Linked DNA regions of Homo sapiens: region 1 is linked to region 2. A link is an interaction called in ENCODE POLR2A ChIA-PET data of the cell type or tissue named here. Cell type or tissue: HepG2. All regions are shown on one strand. Each heading gives the region's core, and the rest is flanking DNA. Links, peaks and the distances in the headings are about the cores only.

Region 1 (11,368 bases), core at 3,982-6,481, 77 kb before region 2:
ATTTTCAGAGAATACAAATATAGATCAAGATTAATAGTGAAAATAAGGCCAGCATTTAGAACAGTATATGTAAAATCATTATTTAAAAACAAACAAGGCTGGGTACGGTGGCTCACACCTGTAATCCCAGCACTTTGGGAGACCGAGGCGGGCAGATCACCTGAAGTCAGGAGTTCAAGACCAGCCTGGCCAACATGGTGAAACCCCGACTCTACTAAAAATACAAAAAAAATTAGCGAGGCATGGTGGTGGCAGGTGCTTGTAATCCCACCTACTCAGGAGGCTGAGGAAGGAGAATTGCTTGAACCTGGGAAGTGCAGGTTGCAGGGAGCCGAGATCGTGCCATTGCACTCCAGCCTGGTCAACAAGAGCGAAACTCCGTCTCAAACAAACAAACAAACAAACAAACAAACTAGGCCAGGCACGGTGGCTCACGCCTGTAATCCCAGCACTTTGGGAGGCCGAGGTGGGAGAATCGCTTGAGGCCAGGAGTTCAAGACCAGCCTGGCCAACATGGTAAAACCCTGTCACTACCAAAAATACAAAAATTAGCCAGGCACGGTGGTGCGCACCTGTAGTCCCAGCTATTTGGGAGGCTGAGGCAGAAGAATTGCTTGAGGCTGGGAGGCAGAGGTTGTAGCAAGCTGAGATCATGCCATTGCACTCTAGTGTGGGAGACAGAGTGAGACCCTGTCTCAAAACAAAAAACAAACAACCCCCGCCCCGAAAAAAAACCCCAAAACAAAACAAAAAAAACAAACAAAGCCAAGATCTCTCTGAGGTTGTGCCAAGCCCACTGTGCTTTTTCTCATTTATCTTGGCTTCTGAAAGAAAGGAATGCTATTATGACCACTTTACAGTGGGAAAGGTTGTGTCGTAGGGCTTCTACATCATGTGTCAGAGCTGGGATTTGAACCCAGGCCATCCCAGTGCCCATGTTTACCTGTAGGCACAGCAGCCTCACAGATGTCACATCACACACAGTGTTTGCGAAATTTATCTCAACTTTTGTTGTGATGAAAAATTTCCGACAAATACTTTTCTGCAAGATAATTTTTTAACCACTGCACACTATTCCAGGGATGGGTGTATCAATCCCATACATCTCTATTGATTATGTCTCCATGATTTCATGTTTATACTATTACATCAATGAGGTGAATAGCATTGTCTATATATATTTGCACGCATTCTTATTTTTTTTAGGATAAATTCCCAGAAGTGGAATTGCCCAATAAAACAAAAAAGACTTCAAGCCATTTGATATACACTGCCAAGCTGGCTCTCAGAAAATTGTGCTAATTTACATTTCTAACATCAGTATATAAGAGTGCTTTCTTCTATATGTTACCAACACTGGTTATTAACAATGGAAATTCTTTTGCAAATCTTATAGTTCAAAATATTATATATTACCTTATTATTCATGATATTTTCTGGTAAAATTAAAATGCTAACCATACCAAGAGTAGGCAAGAATGTAGAGGGACTTGGCCAGGCACAATGGATCACACCTGTAATACTAGCACTTTGGGAGGCCAAGGTGGGTGGATCATTTGTTGGGAGTTCAAGACCAGCCTGGCTGACATGGTGAAACCCCATCTCTACTAAAAATTTAAAAATTAGCTTGGCATGGTTGTGTGCTCCTGTAATCCCAGCTACTCGAGAGGCTGAGGCTGGAGAATCGCTTGAAACTGGGAGGTGGAGGAGGTTGCAGTGAGCCGTGATTGCACCACTGTACTCTAGCCTGGGTGACAGACTGAGACTCTATCTCAAAAAAAAAAGCTGCCATGGGGGCTCATGCCTGTAATCCCAGCACTTTGGGAGGCCGAGGTGGGTGGATCACCTGGGGTCGGGAGTTTGAGACCAACCTGACCAACATGGAGAAACCCTGTCTCTACTAAAAATACAAAATTAGCTGGGCATGGTGGCGCATGCCTGTAATCCCAGCTACTCAGGAGGCTGAGGCAGGAGAATCACTTGAACCTGGGAGGCGTAGGTTGTGGTGAGCTGAGATGGTGCCGTTGCACTCCAGCCTGGGCAACAAGAATGAAACTTCATCTCAGAAAAGAAAAGAAAGAAAGAAAAAGAATGTGGAGGGACTGGAACTCTCATATACCACTGGTAGGAAAGAAAGATGTTGCAACCATTCTGGAAAATAGTTTGACAGTTTCTTTAAAAGTTCAATGTCCATCTACCCTATGATCTAGCCATTTCATGCCTTGGTATTTATCCAAGAGAAAAGGAAATAGATGTCCATACAAAGAGTTGTACACAAATGTTTATAGTGGTTTTAATTGTAATAACTTCAAACTGAAAATAAACCATATGTCCGTCAACAACTTAATAGATAAACAAATTGTGGTACATCCATACAATGGAATAGCACTCAGCAATAAAAGTAAATGAACTATTGATACATGCAATGACATTAGTGATTCTCAAAATTATTATGCTGAGTGAAAGATGCCAGACAACAAAGAGTACATGCCATTTGATTCCATTTGTATAAACACTAAGAAGTATACACTAATCTCCATTTAGTGACACTAACCTATAATGACACTAATCTATAGTAAAGCAGACCAGTGGTTGCCTGGTAATCGGCGGGAGGAACAAAATAAAGTAATTACAAAGAAATCTTTTGGACTAATGGATATGGTTACTATATTGATTTGTGGTGATGATTTCATGGTCATATACATAGAACAGAACAAAACAAATTGTACCTTTTCAATATGTGTAGTTATTGTATGTTAATTACATGTCAATAAAGATGCTTTTAAAAATCCCCCCAGGTAGGCCAGGTGCAGTGGCTCATGCCTATAAGTCCAGCACTTTGGGAGGACAAGGTGGGAGGATTGCTTGAGCTCAGGAGTTTGAGACCAGCTTGGGCAACATGGCAAAACTCTGTCTCTACCCAAAATACAAAAATTAGCTTGGCATGGTGGTGCATGCCTGTGGTCCCAGCTACTTGGGAGACTGAGATGGGAGGATTGCGGGAGACTGGGAAGTTGAGGCTGCAGTGCGCCATGATGATGCTACTGCACTGTAGCTTGGGTGAGAGAATGAGACCCTGTCTCAAAAAAAAAAAAAAAAAAAAAATTCCTCTCAGGACGGTTGGCCCTACGTACGTGCGGATTCTGTATCCATGGATTAACTCAACTCAACTGAAAATATTTGAAAAAAAAAAAAAAAAGATGATTGCCGGGCGCAGTGGCTCACGCCTTTAATCCCAGCACTTTGGGAGGCTGAGGTGGGCGGATCACCTGAGGTCAGGAGTTCGAGACCAGCCTGACCAACATGGAGAAACCCCGCCTCTACTAAAAATACAAAAAAATTAGCCGGGCTTGGTGGCACATGCCTGTAATCCCAGCTACTCAGGAGGCTGAGGCAGGAGAATCACTTGAACCCGGGAGGCGAAGGTTGTGTTGAGCAGAGATTGCGCTATTGCATTCCAGCCTGGGCAACAAGCGTGAAACTCTGTTTAAAAAAAAAAAAAATGCATCTGCAGTGAACATGTACTGACTTTCTTTCTTGTCGTTTCCTGAATAATACTGTACAACAACTATTTATATAGGCTTAGGTGTTATAAGTAATCTACAGGTAACTTAATGTGTACAGGAGGATGTACATAAGCTGTATGCAAATATACCTTTTTCTTTTGTTTTTTGAGACAGGGTGTGTTTCTGTTGCCCAGGCTGGAGTGCAGTGGCAAGATCTTGACTCACTGCAATCTCCACCTACTGGGCTTAAGCCATCTTCCCACCTCAGCCTCCCAAGTAGCAGGGACTACAGGGGGACGCCATCATGCTGAGCTAATATTTGTACTTTTTGTAGAGATGAGGTTTCGCCATGTTGTCTAGACTATGCTGGAACTCCTGAGCTGAAGTGATCCGCCTACCTTGGCCTGCCAAATACACCTTTTTCTGTCAGGAACTTGAGCATCTGTGGATTTTGGTATCCGTGGGAGGTCCTGGAACCAATCCCCCAGGGATATGGAGGGACAACTGTATTACAATATTCTCATTGTTTTACTTATTGTTGTTGTTTACTAAGCAGGGGCACTGAATATGGTCAGGCAGGCTGCCAGTTTCACAGTTCTCTATTTGGAGTGTCTGTTTCCAAATAGACACCCCCCCCGAAGCTGTGAAATGGGGCAGCTTCGCCAATAAGCTGAACATCATGGCATCTATTGATCAGCCTTTTATATTTCTTTTTACGGGTATTGCCTTTATTTTGAGGATTTTCCATCTGTAAGTTCTCTTTATATAGGCTATTAGGCGTCTGTCATACATGTTGCAAAGATGTTTTCCAGCTTTGCAATTTGGAGTTGACTTTTGACACCGATGAACCAGTGACAATTACTTCTGATCCGATAACTTATTTGTTGGCAAAGCATGGTCCTGTGAATTCCTTTCTTGGCACCTAGGATCATTGCTTCAGCATCTGTTCTTTTAGAAAACAGGTTTGTCCAGCAACTTGTATTTGTCATCTTCCTTGTGATTTGTTTGATCAAGTACATTGTCTGTTAAGTTGAGTTGCTGCTGGCTTTCAGGTCAAACGCATTAGGCTTTAATAGGCATTCTGAAGTGCTTACCAAACCCAGCTCTGTAGTAAAGGAACTGTTAAGAGTCCTTCTTTTCTCTTTTCCTTCTCCTACTTTTATTTCAGTTTGTTGAATTCCTCCCATAATCTGCCTCTGGGTTAAAGGCTTTACGTTATCTTTTCACATCTAATTCTCATAACCTTGTGATCCTAGGTGTGGTTAGTTCCGTTTTTTATTTAAGGAAACTAACTTGTGGAGAAGTAAAAAAAAAAAAATTCTACCCAGAATCACATGGGTAGCAGGTGAGGAAAGTGACTTTTGAACTTACATTGGTCAGACTCCAAAAGTCAAGCTCTTAACCTTCACCCTACTACCTCTAACTTACCCTGGCTTTCAATGAGTTGCTTGTGTGTTTCTTCGTCTTTTAACCCTGATAAAGAGATTTGGTGCACAATAGGACCTGAGATCTATTGGGTTGAGAAAGAGAAAGAATATTCTATGTGGGGTGGGCTGAGGAGGTGTTTCCAAAATGTTTCCACTTCAGTTTCATACACAAACATACAATGGATGAAAAAGCAGGAAGGCAATAAGCTCACTTTGTTACACACTCCTCCGCAGTCAGGTTGTACATAATGCCGCTACGAGCAGCTTCTCAACCTCAGCACTGTTGACATTTTGGGTGGATAATTCTTTGTTTTGTGTTGCTGTCGTGTGCCTTGGATATTTAGCAGTATCCCTGGCCTCTACCCACTAGATGCCAGTAGCACCTCCACCCCTGCTGTGACAATGGAAAATGTTTCCAGACATTGCCAAACGTCCTCTGGGAGGAAGAATCGCCCCTGGTAAACACTCAATGGCCTATGATTAATAAAGGCTTAACAATGCCTTTCACAGCTCCAAAGAAATATCCATAGATTACAAGGCTAATAAAGATACACTGGGTCATGTATTTCTCTCCTTCTCTCTCTCTCTCTTTTTTTTTTCCCGCTAGCAGAATTTCCTAGTGGAAGCTGAATGTTTGATTAGCACACTTAGAAACCGTAGAAATGTTTATTTAAATATATGGCTAACACAAAGAAAACATTTTTATCATTATTTTCTCATTACAGATAATTTTTTTTTTTGAGGTGGAGTTTCGCTCTTGTTGCCCAGGCAGGAGTGCAATGGCATGATCTCAGCTCACCACAACCTCCGCCTCCCGGGTTCAAGTGATTCTCCTGCCTCAGCCTCTCGAGTAGCTGGGATTACAGGCATGTGCCACCACACCCGGTTAATTTTGTATTTTTAGTAGAGGCGGGGTTTCTTCATGTTGATCAGACTGGTCTCGAACTCCTGACCTCTGGTGATCCGCCAGCCTTGGCCTCCCAAAGTGCTGGGATTATAGGTGTGAGCCACTGTGCCCGACCATTACAGATAACTTTTATTGAACTCATACTGTTTGCCAGTCCCAATGCTAAATCCCTTACTATGTCATTTATCTCATTTATGACTCACAGGTTTTAAAAATAGACATGAATGTTATGCCCATTTTACTGATGAGGAAATTGAGATTTACAAACATTAAATAACTTCTTTTAAGATCACTGGAAAGATTAATGCAGCTGAAAACTTAACCCAAGTTTGTTTTACACTGGGGTTTATTTACACTACTGACTTCCAAAATTAATATTCATCCACAGTAGGACAATTAAACACAATCATTAAAAACAAAATGAAGACTATAAAATCAGTGCTATCTTACCACTCAGCAATAATCTGTATTGACATTTTGCTATGAATTCATTCAGTCTTCATTCTCTGCATTTAAAAACATATATGCTTTAGAAAAAACGAAACATGTTTAATATCCTATGTTTTTTCTTTATATTTGGGACTACTTTTCCATCATGATGTTAAACATTCTTTACTAAGTACCATTTAAAAGGGCTATATAAAAATTAAAAAAATTAACCAGACATGGTGGCATGTACCTGTAGTCCCAGCTACTTGGGAGGATGAAGTGGGAGGTTTCTTTGAGCCAAGGAGTTAGAGACCAGCCTGGACAACATAGTGAGACCCCCACCTCTAAAAAAATAAAAATATTTAGCCAGGGGTAGTGGCGTGTGCCTGTTGTCCCAACTACTTGGGAGGCTGAGGCAGGAGGGTTGCTTGAGCCCAAGAGTTTGAGGCTGTAGTAAGCTATGATCGTGCCACTGCACTCCAGCATGGGTGACATAATGAGACCCTGTCGCAAAATGAATGAATGAATGAATGAATAAATGAAAGAGCTATTTCATATTCTACCAGGGAACATTTAAACAGTCTCCCATTGCCAGACATTCTGGTTGTATTTTTTTCCTCTCTCCCTCTCTCCTTCTCCCACCCTCTCTCTTTCTTTCTTTTTCATGTTATTTACACAAGATAAATTCCTAGCAGTGAAATACTGGAGTAAAAGTAATCCTATGTATTTTGAAGAGTGCCGATGTCATCAAAAAGTGATATATTTTTAAGGCTCATGATGCATGCTGTCAAATGCACCCCCCCAAAGGTTGTACTGATTTACATTTTACCTGCATTGGATGGATGGATATACTTTTTTCCTCCAAAAAACAAAGGGCTTCTAACTAATTAAAAACAAAAAAACATGGCCAGGCATGGTGGCTCACGCCTGCAATCCCAGCACTTTGGGAGGCTGAGGTGGGCGGATTACCTGAGGTCGGGAGTTCGAGACCAGCCTGGTCAACACTGCAAAACCCTGTCTCTACTAAAAATACAAAAATTAGCCGGGTGTGGTGGCACATGCCTGTAGTCTCAGCTACTTGGGAGGCTGAGGCAGGAGAATCGGTTGAACCCGGGGGGCAGAGGTTGCAGTGAGCCAAGATCACACCACTGCACTTCAGCCTGGGCGACAGAGCGAGACTCCATCTCAAAAACAGACAAAAAAATACACACACATATGCATATTCACACACACACACACACACACACACACACACACACACGCTTGTAGATATCACAGAGAAAGTCATATTGCCTTTTATTTGCATTTCTTTGCTAGTAATAGTTCTTTATGAAACATGAGAAATTTATGCACTTAACAAGAAGTAGTGGGGGAGTAGTAGTTAAAGATAGACTCTGCAATATGAGGAATAGTGAGACCCATTTCACAGATGAAAAAGTGTGTAGACCTAAAATGTTAATGTGTATATTTAATTATACAACATAACTGCAAATCAATGTAAGAGAATAGGTTTAAACTCCTTACAAACATACTTCTTATATATCTCATAAATCTGAACCCTAAGATGAAAGCAAATTGACAAATTAATACAAACAAAACTATGAGGACTTGGAAACCCAAATTAGCAGCAATAATTTCATATGTGGATGAAACAACTGCACAGAAGTGCAATCTCTGTAAGCAGTGTGGATGCCTTGTCATGGCACTTTCTGAGTCTGCAATGACTCAGCCCATCCTCCACTTTTCTCCTGAATCACGAAAAACAAAGCATTCCTGCTGGCACAAATGCATCCTTTACATGCCCATCCTGCCTCTTTCTTCTTCCCATTCACTCCACAAGTAAAGTAATATAACTTGGGGTCATTTATTGTAAACCCAAGTACACAATTAAGTGGGATGTTTAGTTAGCATACGGAAATATTATGTTTAGATCATTTGCGAAAGAGAATGGAAATGTAAACTACTTTCTTATAGGAAACTAAAACCCACTTAGCTAAATGTTGAAAGCATAGGCCAAGGATGAGACAGACTGAGCAAGTCAGAGCCACAGTGTTCTTATCTGTGAAATGGAGGAAATAATAGTTACCCCATAGGTTGTAGTAGATTGAGTCAGAATAATGCAGGTAGGCTGCTTATGACATGCAAACTATTATTAAAACATGTTTTCCATTCGTCATTTGGTTTCTTAGAGACAACCCAGATTTTCGTCTTCTTTTTTTTTTTAGACAGAATCTCGCTCTGTTGCCCAGGCTGGAGCACAGTGGCGCAATCTTGGCTTACTGCAACCTCTGCCTCCTGGGTCTAAACCATTCTTGTGCCTCAGCCTCCCGAGTAGCTGGAATTACAGGCACGACCTACCATGCCTGGTTAATTTTTTTGTATTTTTAGTAGAGATGGCATTTCGCCATGTGGGCCAGTCTGGTCTCGAACTCCTGAGCTCAAGTGATCCGCCTGCCTCGGCCTTCCAAAGTGTTGGAATTACAGGGATGAGCCACCATGCTGGTATCTCTTTTTGGTGGTATCTCTTTTTCCCTCCCTGTATCCATACCCTTTGCACATACTACCTTTGTGATCTCTTCCATGAAGAAATGAGATCTATTTCCCACACCTTGAATAGCAGCTGGATTTTTGTCTTGCTTTGGCCAACGGAATCCTGTTGTATTTAAGGAGAAATGTTTCATTCCAAAACAAGACCACAGATTATTTTAAAAGTCCCCAAAGCAGGAGATCTGTGTTCCATGATCCCCCCCCGCCCCTGCATTTGCTCCACTCAGCCAAGGTCTAGCTGGAGTGTTTTTACACCAAGATTTCTGTTCGTTTTCATTGATACAATTCAGTTGCACAGAGCGCTTCTTAATCTCTCTGCTCAAATAATTGGATGTGTTTCGAGTGATTTTCTAAGTGAGAGAATCAGTGGTTTCTATGCAGCATAAACACCGGGAACCTGATTCACAACTTTCTTAGTGGAGTCTGACATCTACAGAAGCCTCCCTGCGGATCTTGACTCTCCTTCCTGGCATCTGACTCCAGGAAGGTGGCGTCTGAACCACCTCCTGCCAACAAAATCCTGGGAAAATAAAGCTGGACCCATTCAAGGCGAAATTCCCCATAGCCACAGCAAGCTGGAATGAATTTACATGCACATTTAGTTGATATTTCCTGCTTGTCTCTTGAACATGTAAATGGATGCTACTCCTTTCTGTAGAAGCAGGGTCAGGTAAGGACACAATTAATGCTTACAGGTTTCCCTGAGGGCTCCCAGGCCCCCAATCTCCCAATCTCACACTTCCCTAATACCGTGACTCATGGAGTCTCATGCTCACAGTGAAACCCTGAAACCCCTGCCAGTTCCTTCAAATCTTTTTAATCTTTTTTTTTTTTTTTTTTTTTGAGACGGAGTCTCGCACTGTCAACCTGGCTGGAGTACAATGGCACAATCTTGGCTCACTGTACCCTCTGCCTCCTGGATTCAAGCGATTCTCCTGCCTCAGCATCCCGAGTAGCTGGGATTATAGGCGCCCACCACCATGTCCGGCTAATTTTTTGTATTTTTTAGTAGAGACAGGGTTTTACTATGTTGGCCAGGCTGGTCTCGAACTCCTGACCTCATGATCCACCTGCCTTGGCCTCCCAAAGTGCTGGGATTATAGGCATGAGCCATGGCACCTGGCCTCCTCCAAATCTTTCTAAGAAAGCATTTTGAAGCCCAACTTCATTTTCATTATTATTATTAATTGGGGTCCAATTTTGCATACAATACGTTGCAAAGGTTTGTATTTATTTATTTATTTATTTATTTATTTTTATTTCTTTATTTGAGATGGAGTTTTGCTCTTGTTGCCCAAGCTGGAATGCAGTGGCATGATCTCGGCTCACTGCAACCCATGCCTCCCGGGTTCAAGTGATTCTCCGGCCTCAGCCTCTCAAGTAGGTGTGATTACAGGTGCACGCCACCACTCTCGGCTAATTTTTTGTATTTTTAGTAGAAACAGGGTTTCACCATGTTAGCCAGGCTGGTCTCGAACTCCTGACCTCAGGTGATCCGCCTGCCTTGGGCTCCCAAAGTGCTGAGATTACAGGTGTGAGCTACCACGCCTGGCCAAATTGCAAAGATTTTAAATGTAGTTTTATGTCTTCCAACAAAGCTCTATACCCTTGTAACCACTGCTCCAATTGATATAAGAACTCTTTTATCACTGTACATTCCCTTATGTCTTTTTCCAGTAACAATCCGTCCTCTCCCGAGATTTTGATTTCTAACACCGTAGCTCAGTCTGGCCAGTTTTCAAACTTCACATAAATGGAACCAGACAAAATGATCACTTTTGTGTCTGGCTTCTTTTTATTGAAATGTTTTTGAGATGCGTCTGCATTGTTATTTATGTCCTTAGTTCATTTTAAAATTACTTCTGAGCCATGGTCCATTGTGTAGCTATACAGCGCTTTAACAATTCACCCGTTGATGGACACTTTATTTATTTTTTCCAGTTTTTGACTATTATGAATAAAGCTGCAATGAACATTTCTGTATGCATGTATATATTTCTTTTTGGAAATGTGTGTTTATTTCTCTTGGGTAAATACTTAGAAATGGAATTGCTAGGTCAGGGGGTAAAAGTATGGTTAATGTATGTATAAGAAACTGTCAAACTGTTCTCCAAAGTGGAGAACTTACTTGATTTTGAGACTTGTGATTACATTATGTGCTGCATTTCCTGCCCTTTATTAACACAATAGTTTTTTTTTTCTTCTTTGTCTGGGTAAAAGAGATTGTAAAAAGTGGCTGTATCTTTTTCCTCCCTGTATCTATACCCTTTGCACATATTTTTTTGTGATCCCTTCTATGAAGAAGTGGGATCTATTTCCCACTCCTTGAATAGCAGCTGGATTTTTGACTTGCTTTGGCCAACAGAATGCAGTAGAAATAGCAGTGTACCGGCACCAAGCTCCAGCCTCAGGAGACCTCATGAGAGTCTGTTTATATTTTGGAACACTGCTACTGCCATAGGACAAGCCTGGCCTGGCTAGATGGATGGGAGACCACGTGGAGAAGGGCCCAGCTGTCTCAGCTAAAGCCATCATAGACCAACATACAGCCA
Region 2 (11,368 bases), core at 3,445-5,944:
ACTTTTGTAAGTATATTAATTATCTCTTGCTGTGTAACAAATTTTCCCTAAACGTACTCGCTTAAAATATGGACATTTAAAAACTTTTTTTTTCTATTTATTAAAATAAAATATTGTCTCAAGGGCCAGCTAGAAAAATAATGGACATTTCTTAGCTCACGGTTTCTGAGGTCAGCAATCCTACAGCAGTTTGGATGGATGGTTCTGGCTCAGGGCCTCTTGTGAATAGTCAAGATGCAGTCAAGATGTTGTTCTGGGCTGTAGGCACCTAAAAGCTTGACTGGAGTTGGATAACATGCTTCTGAGCAGGCTCACGCACGTGGCTGTTGGCTGGAGGCCTCTGTTCCTCACTATGCAGACCTTCCCATAGGGAAGCTTGAGTTCTCATGTCGCAGCAGCTGGGTTCCTAAGAGGAACAGCAAGGAGGAAACTCCAGTGCCTTTTATGATTAGTCTTGGATGTCACCCAGTGTCGCCCCCACAACCTTCTGTTCCTTAGAAACAAGTCTCTGGACTCCGCCTACACTCAAGGGGAAGGGAAATAACCTCTGCCTTTTGGAGACAGGAGTGCCAGAGAATTTGTGGACCTATTTTAAAACCACCTCCAACTGTTTCGTTCAATGATTTCTAGCATCTAAATATGCTTGGCTCATATAGTCAGTGCTTTAATGGAAGTGGTTCCTGTTTATAGGTCTTCAACCTTATACAATTGGGGGCTTCCCAAAAGAAAAAGAACACAAAATTAGTTAGGAAAGTTAACGTTTATTTAGAATAAAAGAAGAAAGTACAACAAATTGTAAAAATTTTAAAGCTGAAAAAAATTACTAATATCATAAAATCCTCCCAAAATAGCATCTTTTAAAAATTAACCAACTGCTTGACTTTTTTTTGAAACACAGTCTTGCTCTGTAGCCCAGGCTGGAGTGCAGTGTCTCGATCTCGGCTCAGTGTAAACTCCGCCTCCCGGGTTCAAGTGATTCTCCTGCCTCAGCCTCCCGAGTAGCTGGGATTACAGGCACCTGCTATGATACTTTTGTCCTGTATGTTTTAGCTACAAACTCTTTAATTATCTTTTAACAATACTGGGTTATTATTTTATAGAGAGTGACTATGAGAAGGAGGATTTAGTCTTTCCTCCATCATGACTGATCAGAATTTTTAATATAATTTAATTTAATTTTAGAGACAGGGTCTCACTCTGTCGCCCAGGCTGGAATGCCATGGAGTGATCATATGCTAACTGCATTGTCAAACTCCTGGGCTCGGGTGATCCTCCTGCCTCAGCCTCTAGAGTAGCTGGGACCACAAGTATTAGCCACCACACTTGACTAATTCAATTTTTTTTTTTTGGTAGAGACGAGATCTTGTTATATTGCGCGTGCTGGTCCTGAACTCCTGGCCTCAAGTGATCCTCCCAAAGTGTTGGGATTGCAGGTGTGAGCCACTGTGCCTGACACGATTGATCAACAAAAATTTTTTTTAATTACTATTGTCAGTTTTGAAAAGTTTCTTTTGGCTTCACCACTTATTACTGGTCAGGTATTGTAAAATTTTAGGATTATTGTGTTAAATTTGAGAAAACATATATCACATTTCTTTCTTACATGACCTCCAAGATTTCAGGGCAATTCGAGTTTTCTTGCGCAGCAATTAATCTTAATGCTCTTTGAAGGATGACACTCATTAACCAGTCTTGTTGTCCCCATCCTCTGTGTAAAGATGGAGCATGTGCTTTATGTTATCTTTGTCGATGCCAATACATCATGTCAAGTCAACAAGAACTTTACTTCATTTTTCTGGGTGATTCTATCATTTACTCCTCTTTAATAATAGGATGATTGGATAACCCAATCGCTTATTCATTACTTTTACTCAAAATTCCGTCTTGTTCTTAATGGTGTGACCTGTGTTCTGTTTCAACAGAGAACTCACTGAGAGTTAAAGGTCAAGGTGCATCAAACATTATGAGAGGCGGCTGGGCACAGGGGCTCACACCTATAATCCCAGCACTTTGGGAAGCTGAGGCAGAGAGATCAGCTGAGGCCAGAAGTTGGAGACCAGCCTGGCCAACATGGTGAAACCCCATCTCTACTAAAAATACAAAAAGTAGCTGGATGTGGTGGCACACACTTATAACCCCAGCTATTTGAGAGGCCGAGGCTGAGAGTTGCTCAAACCCGGCAGAAGGAGGTTGCAGTGAGCTGAGATCATGCCACTGCACTCCAGCATGGGGGACAAAGTGAGACTTTGTCTCAAAAAAAAAAAAAAATTCATGAAAGGCCACCGGATTTGTTGGAAATGCACTAACCGTGACCATCCTGTGTGTTCTCACACACATGCTTGCTGTTTGTGGAACTGCAACACTGAAAGGTACATTTCAGTGTCTGCATATACTGTTTTACTGGAACACAGCTATGCTTATTCTACATGGATGCTTTTGTGTCACGCTGTCTGAGTTCAGTAATTGCATTAGAGGCTACGTGGCCTACAAAACCTAAAGGATTTGCTATTTGGCTCTTTACAAAAAATTTGCTGACCAGCTACCCTCCTATGGCAATAAGTAAAAGATATACTCACCCCTTCGGCCTCACTGAAGCAATGACCATTTTTCAGTCCTGAGTACATACCAACCTGTAGACTGCCTCAAGACTTACCTCCCTGCTATTCCTTCTGCCTGGAACATTCTTCTCTTTCCTAGCTAGTTTTCCTTCTGATCCCATTCATTCTTCAGACAATATCACCTAATAAGAAAAGACTTCTCTGAACGCCTATCTACAACAGGTCCTCCCTGTTCTTCTTTTTTTTTTTTTTTGAGACAGAATCTGTCACCCAGGTTGTAGTGCAGTGGTGTGATCTTGGCTCACTGCAACCTCTTCCTCCCAGGTTCCAGTGATTCTCCTGCCTCAGCCTCCCAAGTAGCTGGGATTACAGGCACTCGCTGCCATGCCCCGGATAATTTCTGTATTTTTATTTTTATTTTTTTTACTTATTTATTTATTTATTTTTTATTGATCATTCTTGGGTGTTTCTCGCAGAGGGGGATTTGGCAGGGTCATAGGACAATAGTGGAGGGAAGGTCAGCAGATAAACAAGTGAACAAAGGTCTCTGGTTTTCCTAGGCAGAGGACCCTGCGGCCTTCCGCAGTGTTTGTGTCCCTGGGTACTTGAGAGATGGGGTTTCACCATGTTGACCAGGCTGGTCTCAAACTCCTGACCTCAAGTGATTTGCTGGACTTGGCCTCCCAAAGTGCTGGGATTACATGTGTGAGCCACTGCGCCTGAACCTTCCTGTTACTCTTCACCATAGTTTCCTGCTCTTTTCCATGATGGTCCTGCCCATGGTTTCTAATGATTGATTGATCTTCTTGTTTAAAGTTGTTGTCCTCTTTACTCTGTAAACTCCCTGTCAATAGAAACTACATGTCTTATCACGATAGGTAAAAAACATGTACTCCGATGTCAGATGGCCTGGATTTGAATCCCGGCTCTGTTACTTATAAGTCATGGAAGCTCGAGTAAGTCATTTCCCCTCTCAGCTTCTCAGTTTTCTCATCTGAGAATGGGCGCAGTCATAGTAACGATTGCATTAAGTTCTGAAGGTTAAATGAGTTGATGCAGATAAACCACTAAGAACAATGCCTGGCTCATCATAAGCGTTAGAGAAGAGTTAGTTATTAATACTCAAAACTGTATCTTCAAGGTCCAGCACAAAAGAGCTGAATGAGTATCCCTTTAACAAGTGAAACTTTTTTTTTCTGAATGAAGCAGTAGTGGAATGAAGGTTTTATCTAGATGAAAAAATAAGTATCTCATATCTCTCTTGCTCTTTAATCATATGCTGCTGTACTGAAACACTATGGGCGTCTAATTTCATTTATCACATGAAAGGCAATGATTCACCTTGACTTACAAAACAAAGTCGAATCAGTAATGCAAGAGTTTGAATTATTTTTTAAAATTAATCCCCCCTCCCCCCAAGACTCCCCCAGGATCTGTATTAGTATGCCATGGCCAGAGTAAAACCTATAAATATTATGAGGCCTACATTACTCAGCTGTTGCCACAATAATGCAAAAAATCACTCCAAGACTCAGTGGCTTAAAATGGTAATTATTTATTCTCACATAAACATTTGCAAATTAGCTGGGGTTTAGATGACCTGGGGTGGTCCGGGCTGGGCTTCAAGTTATGGGCTGAGTCCAAGTTTGCTCCAGGTGTCTTCCATCTTCCTTGGACGCAGGCATGTGTATGCATCTCAAGGCAATGTTGGAAGTGCAGGAGAGCCAGGCCCACTGTGCAAATCCACAGTGACCTTGATGGCATCATGCTTGCTAACATCTTACTGGCCAATAGTCACATGGCCAAGTCCAACATCCCTAAGTCAGGGAAGGGTATTCCTCCAAAGTGTGGAGGAGTAAAAATTTTCTGAACACAAATCCGAACTATCCCAAGACCTGTACCCAAATAAAAATGAAAACAAAACTCAACTAAAACTTAAAACTGTGTCTTCCAAGGGACAAAAAAATCTGTATGTTGAAACTTAAATTAACTTTCCTGAATTTTCTTGTTGCATCATTTGGCCAGTAAGGCAGGAGCACGGTGTTCTCTCTGCTTTTCTGGTCCTTGAAGCATGTGCTTCGTCTGCATAATGGACCAATCAGAGCTGTTTATGTTTCTGTCCTAGCACCGCCCCCATGCAGCAGATATTTGATAAAGTTGGTGGAAGGCAATTGTTGAATTCTATAAATATATGGCAATTGCATCAATGCATGCTATATTTGTTTTACAGAAATTTAAGGTCGCTGTAGGTATTGTGCGTTTCTACATCAAAGCTTCAAAAATAGTTCCGGGGTGTGGAGGTGCACATAGCTTCTACTAGCAATACACACACTCTGGAGCACTCCCGGGAAGTCGTGGCCTCTGGGTTTTCTGTTTGTTTTTCTGTCTCCTTTGCAATGTAAATGAAATCACTTTCTCAGCCTGATCATTGCTCGAGGGAAATGCATGCCTGGAAAATAATCAACAGAGAGGAGAATGTAGACAAGTAAGTAAACAGTTTAATGAATATAAAATAAAACGTGAATTAAAGCTGGCTTTCAGAACCTACCATTATCCTTTCATCCACTGTTTATTCAATAATTACACAGTCAATTACAACTTGCATAAAGGATTTTATATACCTATTAGTCTATAAATATCTACAGTATATGCGTATTTATAGATAAAGAGGGAGGAGAGGATCGTGACTGAGGAAAAGCGTTCTGACAGAAATAACTGCAAATATTGCAAGGTTGAGCTTCTACCAATGCTAGTTTTTCCTGACCCAGGAGAACTCACATAGTGTTATGAATTTTAATATCACAGCAATTTTTTATCGAGAACCTAACAGGAGCCGCACATTGGATTAACCGAGAAATCTCTCTGTATCTATACTCATATTATTTCTAACCCATGTGACACAGCCACCAGATATCCCATTTTACAGAGGAGAACACTGAGACTCAGGAAGCAGTTCGAGCCTGTGTTTGAACTCTATTATGTTTCACGAGAGAATAGGCCTGTGATGAAGTTTGGCTACCCACCTGTGTACAGAGAGGGCCGATGGAAGACAAACAATGCAGGCATATTGATATCCATGTGGCTGTCGCATTTTTTGTGTGCCAGGATTAATGTAATAGAACACTCAGCATGGAAAGCCACCCCGGGGCTGCTCCTGTATATATTTTGTTACATATTCCCTTCTGTTTCCCTTCAGTCATTTAACATAGAGCTTCTTTCACTGGAGGACGAGAATAGGCGTGGTGAGTATGTCTCCTGGATTAGCAGGTGCCTCTGGTTTGAAAATGTTCATTCTCAGAACCATCGGTGAAACCCAGAGATGAAATCTTACAAGCTAATGATAAAGCTTCAAGTAGCCACCACCATGGGAAGGACTTAATTATGTGATGTTTAAAGCAGTGTCTGTAGATTACACAGATATGGTGTCTCCTTTCTGTCTGGCACATGCCTTACAAGGCACCTTTATTGAATCATGACTGTTAGCTTTCCTTGGCTGTGTATTAGGGCCCTGGAAGCTTCTATTCAGGTTTAGCTATTATCCACGCAAAGATCGTTATTGCTCTCTTGTTTGTATTTTAGCCTGGAGATTTGTCAAGGAAAGAAAAAACAATTAGGTAACTGTGTAATGACAAAAGAGCAATTTGGTTTGAAAAGTCTCAGAAAACAGCTATTTTTTTTTTTTAACTTCTAGGGCATTTCTGCTTTTTTGAAAACAAAATATGTTTAGGAGAATCTTTGTTTTTACAGATACAAAATAAAGCAAGAGGGTTTCTGCCTTTCTAGTTAAAGAGCAATCTTTAAAAGTCATCCAAGAAAAGTTGGCTCTGTTTTCTGAATTGCTATTTGGGAGAACAAAAGAAGCAAGGGAAAGTTTGACTTGACTTCCTCTACAATTTGTTTATATCATCGGAGCAGAAAGAATCTCAGGGCTCAGCTCTCCACTTCCTGAATGAGGAGAGAGAGAGAGAAAAAAAAATGCCCGTGTGTCAAATTCATTGAGATGTGCAAAGTGATCAGCAAAAATCCTGATGGACTGGAGCCCAAATGGCAAAGGAAGGATATTCTTCAATTCAGCTGCTATCTGGCAAGAGAGCTGCAAAGTCCTGATGGCGAGTGTCACCAAATACCTCCTCCTCTCCTCCCCAGCCACAGAAAGGACAGGCAAGGAGGGTGCAGCCTCTCCTGGCCTGTTGCTATGGAGTCGGGCTAATCCAAGACAATGTTTCAGTCGGTCCAATCCAAAGACAGCAGTGGTAGCAATGGAATAGCATTGAAATTATAAATATTTACTTGAAAATAATGCTCAAGCCAGACTTAACTGAAATGATAAGGTCCTGTTTACTTCTCTTGGTAGTAGCCAGCTGAAACAACCAAACCAGTTAAGCAACATTTTTTTTTTTTTTTTTTTGGTCAGGTATGTACTGAATCACTGGCAGCAAACTTGTGGGATTTTAGGAGAGAGCTTTTCTCTCTCTCTCTCTCTCTCTCTCAATTCTGGGCAGAATGCTTATTTTTGTTTCGTTTTGTTTGTTTTAAGGAAAACAACAACAGAACTTGAGGCTGGCTGAGTTTATTAGATTACTGATTATCACTGTTAGTTTCCCGCTGCTTGTATTTGTTGGGGGTGGTAAGGGAGATGAGGACAAGAATTCAGATGAAAAACACCCAGGCTTTTCTCTTCATGAAATCCCCCCTGTGAGGTTTTCCAGCTTGCCTTCCCATAACTTGATTCTGATGAGGTCTGCCATAGCTAACCTATTAAAGAGAACATTGAAATTGGTGGGTGAAAAGGGTTAAAAATACAGCTTAGCAGTGAATATATTCGGGTTTAGCACCCTTACTGGAGGCTGTGATTTCACTGGCCTTGGAATACCAGAGGGAATTGCAAAACATGTAGATAGAATGAAGAGATAGAGTGCAGATAGAGTGGGGACAGAACAGAGTGGTAAAGAGAACCAGGCTAAGGGTGGCTACTTCCCTCTGAAGGGTGGGTCATTCTTGCTAAAGTGGGTTTCTTGGTGAATTACAGTGGCAGCTCAGAGCTGGGTAAGAGGAGAAAATGCCATCCAATAAGGCTGGAGGCAGTTTGAAAGATGAATAATATAACATGCAGTGATTTCAAACTTCACGCTTTCTTATTGAAAGTTTTTCTTCCAGTTTGGAAGGCAAGTTTCAATCGATTCTCTTGTCTAATCCCTGCTTCCTGCCAGGCTGAGCTGTTGCTGTTTTCAAGAAGAAACCTGGGCCTTGATTTGAATGCTTCAAACACTCAGTGCTCAATTAGCCCTCTTTTGAATCCTCTCTGACGGTTGGTTAAATATGGGTCGAAAGTGCTTTTTTAAAGTGGAACTGATCTTGGGTTGAGGTAACTTAATCTTCCGGGTGTTAAGACGCTGAAAAATAATGTTTTAACGGAACAATTACTAGAAGACATGGAAATTGCATTAGGCTCGTCTGTCCAGTTCTATTTTATAGACATGAACATTTCAAAGTACAAAAGGCTATTCTATAAAAAGGACACTTGGCTATTCTTTATAAAGGTTCCCCTTGTACTTTTATAGAATGTTTACAAGGTTAATAAGTATGCTTTTTTTTTTATCACTGTATATTTTAAATGGCCCAACGACTGCTCCCACGTTGATTTGAGAATCATTGAAACTGCCTGAATGGAGCAGGGGTATCCTTTGTTTCCCATTGATTTGGAAACAAAAGACTCAGGGGGGAAAGAAAAGTTTAGTTTGCTTCTGAATGCCATATGCAGATGAACGTTCTGCTGATAAAATACACCAAGGATCTGAAAACTTTTTCAAGTCTTAGAACAGGAAGGTTACTCTTGCAGTCACACTGCATGTTTGAACCTGCCTTCCATTTTTCATTTCTCCCATTGTGCCCTGGGCTACCATGGGATTACTTATGTCACACACCCAAGTCTTCGGAAAAAAATAAACAGCAGTCAATAGAAGAGAACCACCATCAAACGAGGCAAAAGTTGTCTGCTGTTTCTTACTTAGGAAATACCCCATGGACATCATCAGTAAATAAGGTCCCCCACTTTCCCCCTCATCATTTTTCCCAATTTCTCTATATCCAAGATTCCCATCCTTGGCGCTAATATTTACGACTAGAACATTCTTTATTGTTGGTGGCTGTCCCGGGCAGTGTAGGGTGCTCACCAGTATCTGGTGACAGTAGCTGTTCCCTCTACAGTCATGAAAATAAAAAATGTGAAAATTGAGAGCTGGGCACAGTGGGTTCACCTGTAGCCCCAGCTACTCAGATGGCTGAGGCAGGAGGTTCCTTTAAGCCCAGGAGTTCTAGTCAAGCCTGGGTAATGTAGGAAGACATTGCCTCTAAAATACATATATACACATATATATTTTATATACAATATATTATATATTTTATATACAATATATTATATATTTTATATACAATATATTATATATTTTATATACAATATATTATATATTTTATATACAATATATTATATATTTTATATACAATATATTATATATTTTATATACAATATATTATATATTTTATATACAATATATTATATATTTTATATACAATATATTATATATTTTATATACAATATATTATATATTTTATATACAATATATTATATATTTTATATACAATATACTACATATGATATATTATATATAATTTATTATTTATATATAATATATATTATAGAATATATATTATGTAATATATATAATCATAATATATAATATATATAATAATATATTATATATATTATATATCATATATAACGCATATAATATATATTATATAATGCATATAATATATATTATATAAAACATAATATATATAATACATACAACATATAATATATTGTATATATAATACATACAATATATAATGTATTATATATAATATATTTTATATAATATATTATATATTATATATTTTATATAATATATTATATATAATATATTTTATATATAATATATATTTTATATATAAAACTAAAATAAATGTTATATATAATGTATAAATTTATATACAAATATAATTATACATAAATATAAATATCTAGAATATAGCATATATGGTATAGATCATATATATCATACTATATTATAATATATATTATAATATATAGTATTATAGTATGATATATACTATATTTTATATTATATACTATATACTATATGATATGCATCATATATTATATGATATATAGTACATACTATATATGTATCATATATTATATGATATATAATATATATAATATATAACATGTAGGATATACACTATATAATTTTATATATAATATAGTATACATATTATATATAAGTATGCAGCCTAAGCAATATGGCAAAACTCCGTCTCTACAAAAAAATTAGCTGGGGGTGGTGGTATGTGCCTGTGGTCTCAGTTACTCAGGAGTCTGAGGCGGGAGGATCAGCTGAACCTGGGGAGGTCGAGGCTGCAGTGAGCCACGACTGCACTTCAGCCTGGGCAACTGAGTGAGAACTTGTCTCAAAAAAAAAAAAAAAAAAAAAAAGTAAAGTGTCAACGTTGCCAATGTTTCCAAGAAGGGGAGGTGGGGGGTTGGCTTCTGGTTGGGAAATACTACTTGAGAACCATCTGCCCACAGACTCCTGCTTGAGAAAAGAAGAGGTTAGTTAAATGCTCAGCCAGTTATAATGAAAACAACTGGTTACAAAATCGTACTTTTAGTCAGAATTCATAGAGTAGAACTTAAAATAGACAAAAGGAAAGGGAAATAATGCATCAAGGGACCCAGAGATCACAGAATAGCCAGCCCTTCATTTTCAGGTGAGGGCCTCTGTGGGAAGGTGCGTTCCAAGCCACACAGTTGGAAGTTGAGCGAACTGAACCAAGGCTGGGCTTTTGTGTTTGCTGTTTAAACAGTGTGTGGTTTTACTCACCTACCATAGTGCTCCTCCTACTGGTGGGCACCTTAGAGTAGGCTGAAAACAACGTGTCTCACTGTCCTTTTTTGTTTGTCTCTGAGTATTTTTCCTTATGATCTTGAAGTAACATTTACTTAATTTGCAATGAATGAAAACAGGCATGTACAGCAATCGTTTAAAAAGTATATTTTATGAGGTTTTGTAAGGATAATAGATTAAAAATTATTGTAGTGACTGTAAATAAATATGGCTATAAAAAGTTAAATTCTTTTTGGCATATAAGATACATCTTTGCTCCTTTAGTAGGTGTAGTTTACATCAACTATTTTGTTATATATCTAAAAAAGAGAAGCCATGCCCAGAACCAAGTATTCCAAGTCCTATAATCATAAAGGTAATACTAGTAATGAGTGTTTCATGTTTACTTTTTAAAAAATAAGTTTTGAATTATGAGCTGTCCTGAGCAATAGCACAGGTGGACAGAATAGCATCACAAACAGTCCTGAGCTCAGCACTCTGCTTGACTGGTTTTGAGCTCTCCTGTTTCAGGGTCTTTTCAGGTCCTTCTGGCCAGGAACCGTCTTTCCTTTGCAGGGCTCACACCTTCCTTCCTTCATGCAAGCCTCTGCTGAGATGTTATCTCTTCGGACAGGTCTCCTGACTGCTCTATTTGTAGTGAATGCAACTCCTAAATGTATTCTGTATCATAAACAAAAAGCACCCTCCATCTCCCCTGGTCACTCTTCATAGCACTTATTATATATTTGTTTGACTTATTTATTGTCTAGCTTATCCAACTAGAATCCAGGCTGTGACTCGCTGAGGGCTTTGTTTTGTCTACCAATACCCAGAAGGATGCCTGTTATACTGCAGGCACTGAGTAAATATCTATTGAATAAA

The links. ChIA-PET counts read pairs that join two places held together with the same protein. Peaks named below come from ENCODE experiments on the same cell type or tissue, not always from the same donor. Only the 100,000 strongest peaks of a DNase experiment are listed, where the experiment ranks them.
Region 1: POLR2A ChIA-PET joins it to region 2 with 35 read pairs; 9 of 35 experiments call an interaction of 5 or more read pairs at or near these places.

What each region holds. Positions count from the first base shown.
Region 1 is chr20:53,781,777-53,793,144 of GRCh38, forward strand. No RefSeq gene overlaps it. Among named protein-coding and RNA genes, the nearest start is that of BCAS1-AS1, 130 kb to the right of the region's middle. In HepG2, for the core only: a CTCF peak has its summit at 5,306 (motif pointing right); DNase peaks (open chromatin) are centred at 4,915 and 5,275; H3K4me3 peaks cover 1,023 bases.
Region 2 is chr20:53,859,480-53,870,847 of GRCh38, forward strand. It overlaps LOC124904935 (a long non-coding RNA gene), which reads right to left and starts at 6,685. Exons shown (of 2, transcript XR_007067665.1): 1 at 5,582-6,685; 2 at 4,098-5,007. In HepG2, for the core only: no CTCF peak of the experiment used is centred there; a DNase peak (open chromatin) is centred at 4,872; H3K4me3 peaks cover 49 bases.